2 separate regions of the Homo sapiens genome follow, and region 1 is linked to region 2. Evidence: chromatin loops called from intact Hi-C (ENCODE). Cell type or tissue: B cell. All regions are shown on one strand.

Region 1 (4,000 bases), 130 kb before region 2:
AAAATGTGGGATTTATAACAGAGTCAAATAAATTCCAGAAAAACACTGGAGCCAATCTATGGATCACAGGTTCTACCTCTTTAGCATGTCCATGCTTTTGGCATAAAGAACAGGGAAAAGGGAAGAGAATCTAAAGAGAAGAGAAGCAGAAAATGAATAAATAGAACAGGAGGCTCCCTCTCACGCTCATGCTTGCTAGTGCTCTCTCCTTCCCCCATATACAAAATACACAGATAAGACACAATAAAAATTAAGGAAAAACAAAATGTGCCAAAGGAATGTTGAAGTTTGATTTCTGCCATGCTAGAGTATCTGCAAAACCTGCATTATCTTTTTAGACCAATATTTTGTGGAAAAAGCACAACCTGAAAAATAATTCAACCTTACCCCCAAACAAGCAGATGATCAGTGTTCACTGCTCTGCACAACAGGTAAAGAAAGAATCTGCTTATTCTGCTTATAAAGAGATGGATTCCTATACAACTAATAATGCATTTATTGAGTCCTTATGTGCCAGCACCTTTCCAAATGCCTGTGTTTTATCTCATTTCATCCTCACAATAACTGAGAGGCAGGTTGTTACCATCAATTTAGAGATGAAAAAAACTCAGGTCTGAATACGCAATCTGACCATGTGGAGCCAAGATTTCACAGCAGGCTTTGTCTCCAGAGTCCAGATTTTTAACAAACATGCTCTACTGCCTCTCAGATGCTCAATCCCCTGAATCCACAGCTACTATGCTGCCCACACTTTGTTTGATTCCTTTTACTTGGATCTTTTTGAAGTGTTTTTTTTTTTTTGGCTTGTGTTGTTGTTGTTTTTTTTGAGACGGACTCTCGCTGTCACCCAGGCTGGAGTGCAGTGGCGCGATCTCAGCTCACTGCAGGCTGCGCCCCCCAGGGGTTCACGCCATTCTCCTGCCTCAGCCTCCCGAGTAGCTGGGACTACAGGTGCCTGCCACCTCGCCCGGCTAATTTTTTTTGTATTTTTAGTAGAGACGGGGTTTCACTGTGTCAGCCAGGATGGTCTCGATCTCCTGACCTTGTGATCCACCCGCCTTGGCCTCCCAAAGTGCTGGGATTACAGGTGTGAGCCACCGCGCCCGGCCTGTTGTTGTTTTTGACAGGATCTTGCTCTGTCACTCAGGCTGGAGTGCAGTGGCACGATCATGGCTCACTGCAGTCTTAACCTCCCTGGCTCAAGCAGTCCTCACACTTTGGCCTCCCAAAGTGCTGGGATTATAGGTGTGAGCCACCCCGCATGGCCAATATTACCTGGATCTTTACTGTCAACATGTCATATATTTCAGGCTTCCAATATTCCACTTCAGGAGTGGGTGCCAATACTCACGCTATAATGCATCCCCCAAATTTTATAAGTTTGAAGCTCTAATGTGAATCATGAATTTTTCCATTTTAAATCTGCTTAAAATGCTGGATACTCATACTATGCATTACATACATTAACATACATTTAAGAGAGAAAATACAGCTTTTTTAAGATACAAGGAATTTTTGGCAGCAAAATTTACACCCATTGTCTTATCTATTTAAATATTTTGGAGCAACCGTGTGACAATTTTCATACAAAAAGTGTTTAAAGAGAACTGGGAGGAGGGGGGACACATACACACATTAACAAAGTAAATAATACAAAAAAATATTTTGGGGGAAAAATTGATTTGAGGAAACTTTTGCTTTCCTAATCCTTCTCATTTGAGGCAGAAAAATCACAAAGTCATTCGTAGGTTTCATTTTTCACCCTAATTACTATTCCTAGCTATTAAAAAAATCCAAGTGGTAAAAATTAACAGCTATGAAGTACCCTATAAACATTTCCACTGACCTATTAGTCTACCATCTGTTAAATTATTAAACTGTACATAAGATTAGACATGAAAATGCTGTCTAAACAGATACTAGATGGCTGGGTAGCCTATGGTAAGTACTTTACTGATCTAAGCTTCAGCTTTGCTTCCCCCAAAATTCTTAATAGCATGACCAGTTATCAACCCTCAGAAGTACCAATATCCACATGCACAGCCACATAACCTCAGTATAAGCTTGGGTGGGAGAAAACTGTAAATTACCTTGCTGGTTCCATTGAAACTGAACACGTACACTTATCAAAACAACCCTGCGGAGAATGGGTGGGGGTGGGGGGGGCGTCAGGGTATGACGGATGTTGCTGATGGGAATGTGCTAGAGGCACAAGACCAGCACTGCCACACTCCTCTGTGGAACTGAAACCAGAACAAAGGCTCTGCTCCCCTCACCTCCGCACCCCCTCGTCCTAATCTCTGTCCGTCACCGCCCCCACTCCACCGACCAATCCCTGTCCCTGAATTGCCTTGTGGTTCCAGCCTCCCACCCCCACTGACACCTCCTCTGTATGAACGTGCTTTTGTGACACCCGCTCATACTAAGCTTTTTTTTTAGACAGTGTCTCGTCCTGTCACCCAGGCTGGATTGCAGTGGCACAAACACAGCTCACTGCAACCTCAACTTCCTTGGCTCAAGCAATCCTCCTGCCTCAGCCTCCTGTGTAGCTGGGACCACAGGCGTACACCACCACATCTGGTGAATTTTTTTATTTTTGTAGAGGTAGAATCTCACTTTGTTGCCCAGGCTGGTCTCAAACTCCTGGGCTCAAGCAATCCTCCTGCCTCAGCCTCCCAAACTGCTGGGATTACATGTGAGAGCCATCATGCCCAGCCAATACTAAGCTTTAATGTCCCTTTCCTAGCTTTTCCTGGTATCATCCCACCCCCAAGATTAGAACTGCCTACACCTATCTTTGGGCTCTTTCTCAACTGATACACCAACTTCTATCCATGACCTCTACAAATTTGAGCATGTCTCTCTCTTCCAATAGACTGTAAGCTCCTTAAGAGTACAGACAGTCTTATTCTTTTCTTCATCAACTTCTGATAAATAGTAGGCATTTAGCTATTTATTAAAGAATTACATAGGCTGGGCGTGGTTGCTCACACCTGTAATCCCAGCACTTTGGGAGGCTGAGGCAGGTGGATCACCTGAGGTCAGGAGTTCGCAACCAACCTGACCAACATGGAGAAACACCGTCTCTACTAAAAATACAAAATCAGCCGAGCATGGTGGTGCATGCCTGTAATCCCAGTTACTCGGGAGGCTGAGAAAGGAGAATCACTTGAACCTGGGAGGCGGATGTTGCAGTGAGCTAAGATCGCGCCATTGCACTCCAGCCTGGGCAACAAGAGCGAAACTCCACCTCAAAAAAAAAAAAAAAAAGAATTATAGCTTGGCACACAGATGCTGTGATAGCCGGAGGAGTTGCCTTGCTTTTTTAAGGTAGAAGTATACTGGTTTTTCTGCAACCACAAAAAAAAAGGCTATAAGCCAGAAAAGGTCATAGTGAAACTGATACTTCACCAACTGTGCTGGTGTTCGTGCAGACTGGTATAAACCCTTTGGGAAAACTATTTGCAAATTCAACAATAGCCATAAAAATGCTCATACCTTCTGAGCTAGCAAAGTATCCTAAATATGAGGCTATTCTATGCACAAAGTTTTTACTTACATTATTTCTAAAAGCAAAATCTTGGGAAACAACTCAAAATCAACAACCAGCAGCTCTCAGTGCTGCTCTGCCTGTGGAGTAGCCAGTTTCTTTTCTTCTCTAATAAACTTGCTTTCACTTACTAAAACAACAGCACATAAACTGTGACACAAAACTTGACGGAATCTTACACATCTTTAAAAGTGAAAACTATGCAACCTTATCACCATACACCTTATGTATAATATTTAGCATAGACTATCACATTTTTAACAACATGAAAAAAGTTCTGCTATATCTTGACAACTATTGCTAAGGAATAAGAACATGTATCAGGCTAAAACAGACTTGAGGCAAATTTACCAACCTGCTTTGCTGTTAGGGAGTAACAGTGATGTGAGATGACCTTTTTTCCTTCTGTTTTACCAATGTTCTTTACAACAGTAATGATTTATTTTTTTG
Region 2 (4,000 bases):
TGAGTCATCCTTTTTAGTGCCTGCACTTATTCTTCTATTACTAGATAATTGGGCTTTTTCTAGTTTCCCCCTACTAGGAAATAGAGAGAAACTTCCCTTTTGGGCTTTAAATTAGACAAGAAAATATGCGGTTAGATGTCACCACAACTTGTACTTCTTTTTTTTTTTTTTTTTTTTGAGACAGGGCTCGCTCTGTCACCCAGGCTGGAGTGCAGTGGTGCGATCACAGCTCACTGCAGCTTTGACCTCCCAGGCTCAATCTATTCTCCCGCCTCAATCTATTCTCCCACTTCAGCCTTCTGAGTAGTTGGGACTACAAGTGCACACCACCGTGCCTGACTATTTATTTCTCTTTTCTGTAGACATGGGGTCTCACTGTGTTGCCCAGGCTAACAACTGGTATTTCTAACCCAGGAGAAGCAACGAAGGGCTCAGCCCTACTTTGAAGCAATCGCCCCATTATGCACATATATATTGACTGGGGGAGGTTATTTTATTTAAGAAACATCCATGAAGTACTTATGTGCCAGACAGACATGGCTTCAAGAACTTCTGAATAGGCTGGGCACGGTGGCTCACGCCTGTAATCCCAACACTTTGGGAGGCCGAGGCGGGCGGATCACGAGGTCAGGAATTCGAGACCAGCCTGGCCAACATGGTGAAACCCCGTCTCTACTAAAAATACAAAAACTTAGCTGGGCGTGGTGGTGGGCGCCTGTAATTCCAGCTACTTGGGAGGCTGAGGCAGGAGAATTGCTTGAACCCAGGAGGCAGAGGTTGCAGTGCAGTGATCCGAGGTCACGCCATTGCACTCCAGCCTGGGCAACAAGAGTGAAACTCTGTCTTAAAAAAAGAAAAAAAGAAAAAAGAACTTCTGAATATTAGCTCACTTCACCCAAAAATAATACTCTGAAATACATACCAGGGAAACTGAGGCACAAGGGGGTTAACTTGCCCAACATGACAGAGGCAGTAAGTGGCAGTGCTGAGATCTGAACCCCGGAAGCTTGGCTCCAGTGTCTGGGTTCTTAACTCCCAATCAGCCTCTCTGTCTACCCCTTGGCCCAAGAGAGCTGGCCCGCCCTGGGGTACTCAAAGCAAACCCACTTTCAGCTGAGGACTGACGGCAGCAAGGTGAATATATCTATTTTTCCTTTTAAGTGATACTCATGTATTAGCTCACAGTTCTGTAGGTCCTAAGCTCATGCAGGCTCTGCTGTGTTATACGTTCAGGGCATCACATGGCTGAAGCAGAGATGTCAGCTCACTGGAGTCCTCATCTGGAGGCTATGGGAGGAATTGGACTCTTTTCAGATTGTTGGCAGAATTCAGTTCCTTGCAGCTGTAGAACTGAAGCCCCCATTTCCTTACTTGCGATTCTCTCTGCAACTAGAAGCTTCCTGCATTCCTTGTCCTGTGGCCCCTTCTTTTTTTTGAGACAGAGTCTCGCTCTGTTGCCCAGGCTGGAGTGCAGTGGCGTGATCTCGGCTCACTGCAAGCTCCGCCTCCCGGGTTCATGCCATTCTCCTGCCTCAGCCTCCCGAGTAGCTGGGACTACAGGCGCCCGCCACCATGCCCAGCTAATTTTTTTTTTTTTGTAGTAGAGACGGGGTTTCACCATGTTAGCCAGAATGGTCTTGATCTCCTGACCGCGTGAGCCACCCATCTCGGCCTCCCAAAGTGCTGGGATTACAGGCATGAGCCACCGCGCCCAGCCTATATCTTTTTATTTATGGCAAATATTTTAACTGTCCCACAGATTTGTCTTGAATAAGAAGCAAAGAGACGGGAAAACCCCTTAGAAACAGGTGTGTAATGGGACTTTTCTTTTGTTTCAGTTTTGGTTAAGGGCTTCGTGCTGAGGTACTGTGGCTCTCTCTAGAGACAGCTGAATGTCTGCTGAGTTAGAAAAGGGGAGACTTCCCCAAACCGTCTATGAACCCTTAGCCCATCACCTGTGTTGAGGGTGTACCGGGAAGACTTGAGGATTACTGAGGGGAAAATAGAGGTTATGGAGAAAGTTTCCCCTTCATTGAAAATGCCTGGGCAGGGTGCGGTGGCTCACGCCTGTAATCCCAGAACTTTGGGAGACCGAGGCGGGTGGATCACCTGAGATTAGGAGTTCGTGACCAGCCTGGCCAACGTGGTGAAACCCCATCTCTACTAAAAATACAAAAAATTAGCTGGGCGTGGTGGTAGGCGCATGTAATGCCAGCCACTTGGGAGGCTGAGGCAAGGAGAACCCAGGAGGCAGAGATTGCGGTGAGCCAAGATCGCGCCATTGCACTCCAGCCTGGGCAACAAGAGTGAAACTCCATCTCAAAAAAAAAAAAAAGTTTGCAAAAATAAAAAAATAAAAAATAAATAAAGGGCCGGGGACAGTGGCTCACTCCTATAATCTCAGCACTTTGGGAGACACGGGCTGGCAGATCCCGTGAGCCAAAGAGTTCAAGACCAGCCTGAACAACATGGCGAAAACCCGCCTCTACAAAAAAATACAAAAATTAGCCAGGCACAGTGGTTGTGCCTGTAGTCTCAGCTACTTGGGAGGCTGAGGTGGAGGATCACCTGAGCCCAGGAGGTTGAGGCCAAAGTGAGCAGTGATTGTGCCACTGTATGCCAGCCTGGGTAACAGAGTGAGACCCTGTCTCAAAAATAAAATAAAATAAATAAAAATTAGAAGAAGAAATAATTGAAAATTCTGAAAAACATAAAATAAAAAAGGCAGTTTCCTTGGAGTTTTCTGTGCTACTGTGGACATAGCACATAGTAGGTGCTTAATCCATACTTAATGATTTATGTCAGGTGCTAGTCTAGGTACTAGACCCCCTGTGAGCCTAATGGGGATGACAGGTCACAAGGAAGTAAATTTGAAAAAGAAACAACATTGTGCTAAGTGAAAGAAGCCAGTCATAAAATGCCACAGATTTTATTCCACTTACATGAAATGTTCAGAATCCGTAAATCCATAGAGACAGAAAATAAAGTAATGACTGCCAGGGGATGGGGCAGCAGGGAGTGACTGCTGATAGGTGCAGAGGTTCTTGTTGGGGTGCCAGAAATGTTTGGGAATCAGACAGTTGTGATGGTTGCATAACATAGTGAATACACTAAAACCCACTGAATTGCACATGTTAAAATGAAGTTTTTGTTATATGAGTTGTATTTCAATATTTATTTAATTTAATTTAATTAATTAATTTATTTTTTGAGACAGTCTTACTCTGTCACCCAGACTGGAATGCGGTGGTACGATCTCGGCTCATTGCAATCTCCACCTCCCAAGTTCAAGTGATTCTCGTGCTTCAGCCTCCCAAGCAGCTGGGATTACAGGTGTGCACCAATACGCCCGGCTAATTTTTGTATTTGTAGTAGAGATGGGGTTTTGCCATGTTGGCCAGGTTGGTCTCGAACTCCTGACCTCAAATGATCCGCCTGCTTTGGCCTCTCAAAGTGTTGGGATCACAGGCATGAGCCATGGTGCCTGGGCCATATTTCAATAATAATTTCAAATATGTTTTTTTAAAAAGGACAAAACAGAGTAACTTCACATAATAGGTACCACGAGGACAAGAGAGTGAAATGCTGGAAGATGCAGTGGCTGGCTGGGGCAGGTGGGAGACGGCCTCAGTCAGGGTGCTTCCATTGTATGGGATCTGAATTATGACTAGGAGGCAGCTCTATGTATATCTAGAAGGTGATAGACAAAGGAACAGCAAGTGCAAAGGTCCTGAGCTGGGGAGGAGCATGGCATGTTCAAGGAGCAGATAAGTGAGTTGGGATGCAGGGGAAAAGGGACAAGAGACCCCTTCAGGGAAAGGGAGCTGACCAAACAGGGCCTTGCAGACTGCCAAGAGGAGTTTGGGTTTTGTTTGCAGTAAAATGGGGAGCCGTGGGATGATTTTGAGCAGAAGAGTAACATGATCTGATACATACTTCAAAAAGACTGCTTGGGCCAGGCACCATGGCTCATGTCTATAATCCCAGCACTTTGGGAGGC

What was found. Hi-C counts contacts between places; a loop is a spot of excess contacts. Peaks named below come from ENCODE experiments on the same cell type or tissue, not always from the same donor. Only the 100,000 strongest peaks of a DNase experiment are listed, where the experiment ranks them.
Region 1: a loop joins it to region 2, with 11 times the contacts of the local background. A loop is called at or near these places in 4 of 110 quality-filtered maps.

What each region holds. Positions count from the first base shown.
Region 1 is chr20:49,666,444-49,670,443 of GRCh38, forward strand. All of the region lies in intron 1 of B4GALT5 (beta-1,4-galactosyltransferase 5), which reads right to left. Among named protein-coding and RNA genes, the nearest start is that of B4GALT5, 45 kb to the right of the region's middle. In B cell, no CTCF peak of the experiment used is centred here; DNase peaks (open chromatin) are centred at 2,308 and 3,418; H3K4me3 peaks cover 1,128 bases; H3K27ac peaks cover 467 bases.
Region 2 is chr20:49,800,831-49,804,830 of GRCh38, forward strand. No RefSeq gene overlaps it. Among named protein-coding and RNA genes, the nearest start is that of SLC9A8, 10 kb to the right of the region's middle. RefSeq lists an enhancer at 2,111-2,240. In B cell, no CTCF peak of the experiment used is centred here; DNase peaks (open chromatin) are centred at 121, 1,281 and 1,861; H3K4me3 peaks cover 784 bases; H3K27ac peaks cover 1,290 bases.